2 separate regions of the Homo sapiens genome follow, and region 2 is linked to region 1. A link is a loop called in an ENCODE intact Hi-C map of the cell type or tissue named here. Cell type or tissue: gastrocnemius medialis. All regions are shown on one strand.

Region 1 (4,000 bases):
TAATGAGGTTTGGGCCTGTCAACAATTCGGGAAAATTCTTATCCATTATCTCTTTGAATAGTTGTGTTCCACCATGTCTTTTAACCTTTTCTTTAATAGATTTTATCTCCCATCTCTGGGCTACATTCTAGATTATCTCTTTAGATCTCCCAGCTCGTGCTATCACAACACATTCCTCTGTGACTCAGCCTCTTGCTTCCCATACTGCAGCGGTGCTGCAGGACCGAGGCTCCCAGTTGCACTTTCTTTTTGTTAATGTGGGCCCTGTCTTATGGCCCTCTCAGGAAACATGAATTTAAGTGGAGTTTGTTCCTGGCACCCTCTCTGTTTCGTAGTCATCTACCTTGCCACGTCCTCCCAATTCTCATTTCCCTCCTCCAGGGACAGTCCAGCAAGTAGTCTGGCCTAAGGAGACATCCAATGAGAGAGTGAAATTCCAGTCTCCTTTTCTAACAGGCTATAACTTCATGAGTGATTCTCTTGAAACTCCCATCTTGGTTTTGACAAAGGGAAGTACCCTCACCCCGAGGGCAATCAGAGAAAGGTTGATGGTAATGGTGAAGGGTCACAACGGCTTACTTTACAGATATAGAGTCACGGACTCTCCCTGAGTTCTCCCATAGTATATACTAAGAGAAGGGAAGGGTAGGGTCTGTTTTTTTTTTTTAATTTCCAGTTCATATTCTTTGCAGTGGAGCAGCTGGCCTCAACTCTAGATGGCTATCTAAACTTAGATTTAGGGTACTATTTAGTCTTTTATTATCAGCTTTAGGCCTTAACTTTAATTCCAGGGAAACAGAAAAATCTCACTCAATATCTAATCACACATTATTTTTGAGAGAAGTTGCTCAACCATTGGGATACTCAACTGTTACTGTCAGTTGTATTCCTAACTTCACTCCTTAATATACTGTGCTTAACTCAAATAATTTAATGAACATGTGTTTAGAAGAATTATTAAATCTTTCTGAGCTCTTAGTTCTGATATAGCAATTTCTTTTATAATTTCTAAAATTCTATCTAAGGGATAGTTTGTTAAACACTTTAAAATGTATGAAATCTATGCAACTCAACAGACCCTATCTTCATCTTGGGTATTCCCTAAAACAGCAGCAAATAAACAAAAACATCTACTTCTGGTGAGCTTTTCAAATTAGAGCAAGTATAAGCACAATCTATTGATTGTCTGGGATGCACACACACTAGCGTCATCCATTAACAATGTTAATTAGAGGAATCATCAATTAAAGTATAGCAAGCCTTGGGCTGAGAATAGACATCACAGAAAACAGTCATGATCTGCTAATTATCTAATCACTAATGGACTTCAGTGAGTTAAACAGCATTTTGACACTCATAAAAACAGTAAAATTTTTAAATAAGATGGCATACGCTTTTTGTAAAACAAGTTAAATAAAACAGAAAAGTATTAGAAAGAACATAAAAATCCCCACAAATCATCTGACCTGGAGGTGAACACTGTGAATATTTTGGTAAACATCTTTATAGACAAATTTTAAAAGAATCACAGTTTGTCATGGTTTTGTGTATCACAAGCATTACCATTTCAGATGCTTCTCAATATTCTCCATAACTTCCTCATATTCTTTCATTTTATAGAAGATTAAAGATTCACCAGTGTCTATTTGCAGACATTTGCATAAGGGAGTAGGGTTAACTTCCGGTAAACTAGAATGTAAAGAGGTCATGGAGCCTATTTAGAAGCATCAGACTTTAAGAGTTGCCTATAATTTTAAGGAAATTCCTGAGCTTTAATGAGGAAGACTGTATCTAAAGGCACAACACAGCAAGTTAGTTTTGCCCTGTTGATCCTATGTTGGTGTTAAATCAGTGGCAAGTCATTTTTGGTTTTCTTCTGTGTGAATCTTTATAGTTCTCTTTATGGTGTCTCCTTTAATTGCTAAGCAGGACTGCCACCTAGCTTCAATTGCCTAAGCTTTCAGAATGTCAGAGCTTCCATTAGATAATGAGTGGCCAACTTGAAGGTCCCTTCAAATGCCTCTATCACTGTCACTTAAAGTGCCTTTATCCCAGGCCAAAGGAGGTCTTCATTTGGCTTTGCTGTATTATCGTTGCAGACAATGAAGATTTTGGAAGAAAAAATAGAATTATTACTCTTTGTGTGATCCGAAGATAACAGGAATGAGCAGCCCCTTTGGCTACCCAGAGGATGGAGCCAAAGGTATGCCATGGTCAAGTATGGTGGGCAGGGACATTCTTTTTCCCCAAGGAGATCTTAAACTTCATACATCACTCACAATACCAGGTATTTTGTAATAGAAATAATTATTTAGTGACTGTCAGAATCAATGATTCTCAACCCTGGCTGCATATTAGAATTATCTGGGAATCTTTTAATCAGTAGCAATGATTACGTCCCACCTCCAGAGACGCTGACTTAACTGTTCCAAGATTCTTCTCAGACATTGGTATTTTTAAGCTTCTCAGTGATTCTGATTAATGCCCACGTTTTCAAACCACTGATTGAAATTAGTAGAAAGGAGAGGAAACCTCATTATATCTATAGTTTAGATAATGAAAGAAGCCAGTCTGGGGCCGGGTGCAGTGGCTCACGCCTGTAATCCCAGCACATTGGGAGGCCGAGGCAGGCAGATCATCTGAGGTCAGGAGTTCGAGACCAGCCTGGCCAACATGGTGAAACCCTGTCTCTCCTAAAATAAAAAATAAAAAAATTAGCTGGGCATGGTGATGTGCGCCTGTGATCCCAGCTACTTAGTAGGCTGAGGCAGGAGAATCGCTTGAACCCGGGAGGCGGAGTTTGCAGTGAGCCAAGATTGCGCCACTGCACTCCAGCCTGGGCAACAAGAATGAAACTCTGTCTCAAAAAACAAAAACAAAAAAAGCCAGTTTGAGCAGATGCTCAAATTTTGAGGAAGGAAAAATGGGAAAAAGTAATATTTTTTTCATCTTAGTCATGGTTCAGTGCTGTTTCCTTATAGCCAGGATGACCATATAATTTATCATCCAAATCAGGACACTTCTGAGAGTTAAAGAAGGAGCTATTAACAATTATGCCAGAACAAAAATTAACTATAACTGTCCAGGCAACTTGGGACCAGTTGTTGCCATGCTTAGGTACATGGCTTGCCTGTCTTCTTGATCTCAATAGTTGCCCAAAGGTAAGCTATACTGTTGTTGATGTTTTAGTATTTGCCCATTGGAAGACTTTTAAGTCACTTTTAAAACTATGTGTCACCATCATATCAAATTCTAGCAGTCATTTTTTGGAAAGTTATTTTTTGTGTGTTTAAAAGATGCATGTTCTCAATATTCTTATTTTACTTCACCACCTTTCTCTTGTAGAAGAGATAGGAAATGCAACCTATATACATTGCCTTAAAAAATTTTTTAACCACTATGGGTACTTTTTAGTACCTCCAGCCAAAGTTAAATGAGACAGAAGTTAGAAACCACTTGCTGTAATTAAGTTTTTAGCTTGTGTGTGGATCTTGCACACACAAACTCAGTCCATTTCCCATTAACAAGGATAATTAAATGTTAATTGGACTTAAGACATTTGTGAATGTATAGTCTTAATTAATTACATTTATTGATTAGCTTTATTCTTCTGGCTAAATGAAATGTCTGTGAGAGCTCTTTAAAGAAGTAGAAAGTGCCATGTAAGTGAAAGACATTATTATATCACTGAAGTTTGTGTTTTAAAACAAATAATCCTAATTTTCCTATGAGATTTGGTTCAATGGGTTTTCAATAGTTTTCTTAACCTGAGAAATATTTCAGCAAATGAAATTTTACTTAGAAGCTCAATATATAAAATAGGTTAAAGACCTGCTGCTTGGGTTGAAGTGGGAAGAGGAAATTGGGGTGGGGACGAGGGGAAGGAGGCAGTACTTTGGCTATTCTGTTCACTCCCCCTCTTTCAGAATAAAGGTATAGGAAGAGAGTGGGAGAGAAACTTTGGGCTTTGAAAATGTATGTTGTGTTCCTAGTTTCAGTC
Region 2 (4,000 bases), 200 kb before region 1:
CTACACTAATAAGATACTTTTTAAAAAGATCATGTCAGAATAAGCTTATAAACAAGAGCCACATATTAATGTGTGTTGACAGAATGTTTGTACTGACTACACATTTGTTCTGCCCTGTATTAATTGTATTAATACATCAAGATTTTAAGAGTCATGTGGGGAAGGAATAAATCCTTTCCTCCTTTATATCCACCAAAGCCTCAGCCATACCTCGTACCTGATTTTCCAAGACAACATGCTGTTCAAATATTCTGTCCTAATATCCATCAAACAGAATCAGCTCAATAAATACAGAATGAATCTTAGTGACGAGCTCTTCTTCAAATTCAGCTCCCTTTTATTGGCTGTGTCCTCGTGAATTTTGGATGGGAATGAATCTGGAAAAACGAATCGTAACAATTTTTCCATAAATGCCAATCTGACAGTGGCACACTTCTTTCTCATAATTATGTTGAACCTATTTGGCTTTCCTGGAGTTCCATTATTTTCAAAAGGGAGAATCTTCTTTGCATAATTTATATATAGGATTATCATCTTCAAAATACTGAAACCAAAACCATAGTCCTAATAAATACTTTATACACAGGAAGAAGCTAGAACTCAGATGGCAAAAAAGTCACTGAATTCCCACGCTTTATGTGGCTATGCATTGATGGGGTGTGATGAGGTGGGTTGGTCTGAAGAACTCATGCCTCCTTTCAGGTGAAACTGGAGCCAATAAGACATAATGTTAGAAGAGGACCTACTATTAAATGTGGAAAAACCTGGAAAAGAAAGCATGTATGCAGTGTTCAAGAGCAAGATTCTCATATAAATAGTAAGGTAGGATTCTCCTTTCAATGATCCTAACTTTCTCCTGAGGTGATTTAAGGAAAAAAAAAACTTAAAAACTGGTATTAGTGACTTAATTAGCTTTCCTTTCAACACTCATATGTCCACACTGCATATATATATATGGTACTGCTACTAAATGCAATGTACAGGGAAAATTCAGATGTCTAATATTGACAGAGTACTATGAAAAAAATAACTTTAAGGTAATAGTAATATGTTTTTGGCCCCCCTAAAAATCAGACATTTTGGAAAAGCACAAAGAGGACACTTCACCACTTCTACCACTACCACCCTAGGCCAAGCCTCCATCTCCCCTTGCATCCACCCTTGCCCCCATTCTCTATTCAACACAGCAGTTGAGATGATCCTGCTGAAACCTAAGTCCAATAATACGTGACTTTGCTCAAAATCCTCCCACAACATTTCATCTCTCAGAGAGAAAGTCAATGTTCTTATCCTGGCCTGCAAGGTCCTACTTGACCTGCAGCCCCCACTGGTTCACTCTGCTGCAGCCTCACAGGCCTCTGTGTTCACCCTCAAAACTCTTGGCATGCTCTTGCCTCAGAGATTTCACACTTGCTCTTCCTTCTGCCTGGAATTCCAAGATCTCTCATTTCAGGTCTCTGCTCCTCCATGAGCCCTTCCCTGATGACCGTATTTGAAACCAGAATTCCACTCCCCCACGGGGCTCCTGCTTTATCTTTCGCCACTGCACCTATCACCTTTGTATACTATTTACCTTACTCACTTTGTCTGTCTACCAAAATGAATGTTAAGTTCTGTGAGGGCAGGATTTTTGTCCTATTCATCCTATTCATGGGTGTATCCCCAGGGCCAATACAAATGCCGGCTCACAGGAGGGGCTTAGTTAAATATTTGCTAACTGACCAAATACAAGACAGCAGGCAGGTAAGTAAGTATGAGCTTTGGAGGCATAAAGTCTATTCTCACTAGCACTGCATCAAGGAGGCTAAATGGTGGGCCTGACTACTGTAAGGCCCTGGCAGTTGCACTCAGATAAAAACCTGTGCTTTAGCCAATTGCTTCTAATCCAGCACATTGCTTCATAAATGTCTGCTTTTGGCCACAAGGGGGACTAAATGAGAAAGCATGGGAATAGTTCCTTCTAATCCATCACCACTAATAGAAAAGTAATTTGAAGCTCTAATATCCTATAACTCTATGAGGTCTGTAGCTGATGGTTAGGAGCCAAGATAATGAACAGCATTTAAGTAAGATTTCCCTGTCTCTTAAAAAATGTACAACTGAGGTGCTTACTATCTGTGTGCCCTGTACTATGCTAAGTGCTTTAATGCTTTATCTGGCTCAATCTTCTTAATAACCCTATGAAACGTGCCCAAGGTCATCGCCACTAAATGGCAGAACAGTTACTCAAAGCCCTGACCCTCCACTACTGCTTTCCTTTAATGTCCTCTTTAGCCTGTCTGTAGAAGGTTCTTTCTCCTCAACCCTTTACTCCTAACTCTTCCATAAGAGGAGTTCATAAGCCAGCATCGTCCATCCTGGCACTGATTTTTCCTTGAATCAACCCTGAGAATTTGGCTGCCATAATTAAAAATAAATAAGATCTATAGGCATGGCCAATAATTCATTTATTTTAAAAGGCTATCCATTAGCATTAGGAGATATACCTAATGTAAATGACGAGTTAATGGGTGCAGCACACCAACATGGCACATGTATACATATGTAACAAACCTGCACGTTGTGCACATGTACCCTAGAACTTAAAGTATAATAAAAAAAATAATAAAAGGCTATGCATTATTCCCCTCCTTCAAGCAGGTAAATCTATAGAAATGAAAGCATGTTCCACTCCAAGCTATAGTTTGATACTTTAAAAGCCAGTATGGGAAATAAATATCTTCATGTGTATGTCGACGTGAACCAGAAATGTTCAATATCATTAGCACCAGGAACAAACCTATGGGAGGACTGATCTGAAGAATCAATAAAGCTTGACAAACACATGGAAAACTGTAGTGTCTTGAGTATTGGTTTTCCACCAAGCACATTCTAGAACGAAAGCTTAAGAAACTTAAGTACTCTGGTTTTGGCCCTGAGAAGAGAAACAAGAGGCCACAGGTGCAACATATATGAGAAGAACCCACTCTGAAACTGTGGAATTGCCTTTCAAAGTAGCTCTAACCAAAAGTGATGGGCTGAGTCACGAGATAAGGCAACCGCATCGTATCTGCTCACCCCACAGCCTGGGAGGGGGATTTGATTGGCTGTTCATGAACGAAGGGCACAGTCTGGAAACAGAGTTAACCATGTATGTGTGTGATAAACGACATTTATTGAGCAGTACCGTGCTCCTTATACGCTTCATCACATTTATTCTTAATCTCTGTTTTGCAGATGAAAACCTGAGGCTTTCGGTTGTTGACTTTCAGCAACGTGCTCAAAGTCACAAAGCAAATAAGTGGTATAGCCCGGAGTCCAATCAATTTCTGTCCAACTCGAAGGCAGTTTTCTTGGCCATTATTATATTCTGCCTCTTGCGGCAGTGTAAGTAACAGCAGTCAAGGCCAAGGGCTGAGTTCCTCTGTCCAATATTACCCAGTCACTGACCCTCTCGTCTAGGTAGGTGAACGCTAAAGAGAAGCCTGGTTTTCTTTATACTGCCTAAGGGCTTCCTACGAGTGAGCTGTGAGGAAACCAGTACCCTGAACCAATTTCCACAGCGAGGTTTCTTGGGCAGTTTCTAATTGTCAATAGCCAGGAAACATGGGTAAACGCAGAGTGGGAAGAAACGGACTCTACAGACTGACCCTGGGGGCACTGGCCTTTTCCCTTCTCCTTTCCTGGGACGGGCCTCCCGTGCCCCTTATTGGGCATACTCCATTTTATGAACTGGGCTGTGTTCTGGATTATTTATACATTACTTGTTTGAAACTCAAAATGTATTTTCTTTGAGAAACCATGTTATACCTGGTGGCTTGTTTCTAGGCCAGTCCTCAAAAATCTATATTTAAGCCAGTATTAGGGAAAGTTATAGGGAAACAGATTTTTGGCTCATTACAAGGAAGAACTTTCTAATAATAGGCACTGCCCAAAATGGAGTGGGTTGCCTTGGGAGGTGTTACAACAGAAGGTAAACAGCTTTCTGGGCAGCCCCATAGAGACTCTGGATGCAACCATG

The links. Hi-C counts contacts between places; a loop is a spot of excess contacts. Peaks named below come from ENCODE experiments on the same cell type or tissue, not always from the same donor. Only the 100,000 strongest peaks of a DNase experiment are listed, where the experiment ranks them.
Region 2: it touches region 1 in a loop (11-fold over the local background); 22 of 110 quality-filtered maps call a loop at or near these places.

Annotation. Positions count from the first base shown.
Region 1 is chrX:38,456,200-38,460,199 of GRCh38, reverse strand. No RefSeq gene overlaps it. Among named protein-coding and RNA genes, the nearest start is that of TSPAN7, 100 kb to the left of the region's middle. In gastrocnemius medialis, CTCF peaks have their summits at 1,740 and 1,939; no DNase peak of the experiment used is centred here.
Region 2 is chrX:38,652,373-38,656,372 of GRCh38, reverse strand. All of the region lies in intron 1 of TSPAN7 (tetraspanin 7), which reads right to left. Among named protein-coding and RNA genes, the nearest start is that of TSPAN7, 93 kb to the right of the region's middle. In gastrocnemius medialis, a CTCF peak has its summit at 1,928; a DNase peak (open chromatin) is centred at 3,972; H3K27ac peaks cover 3,748 bases.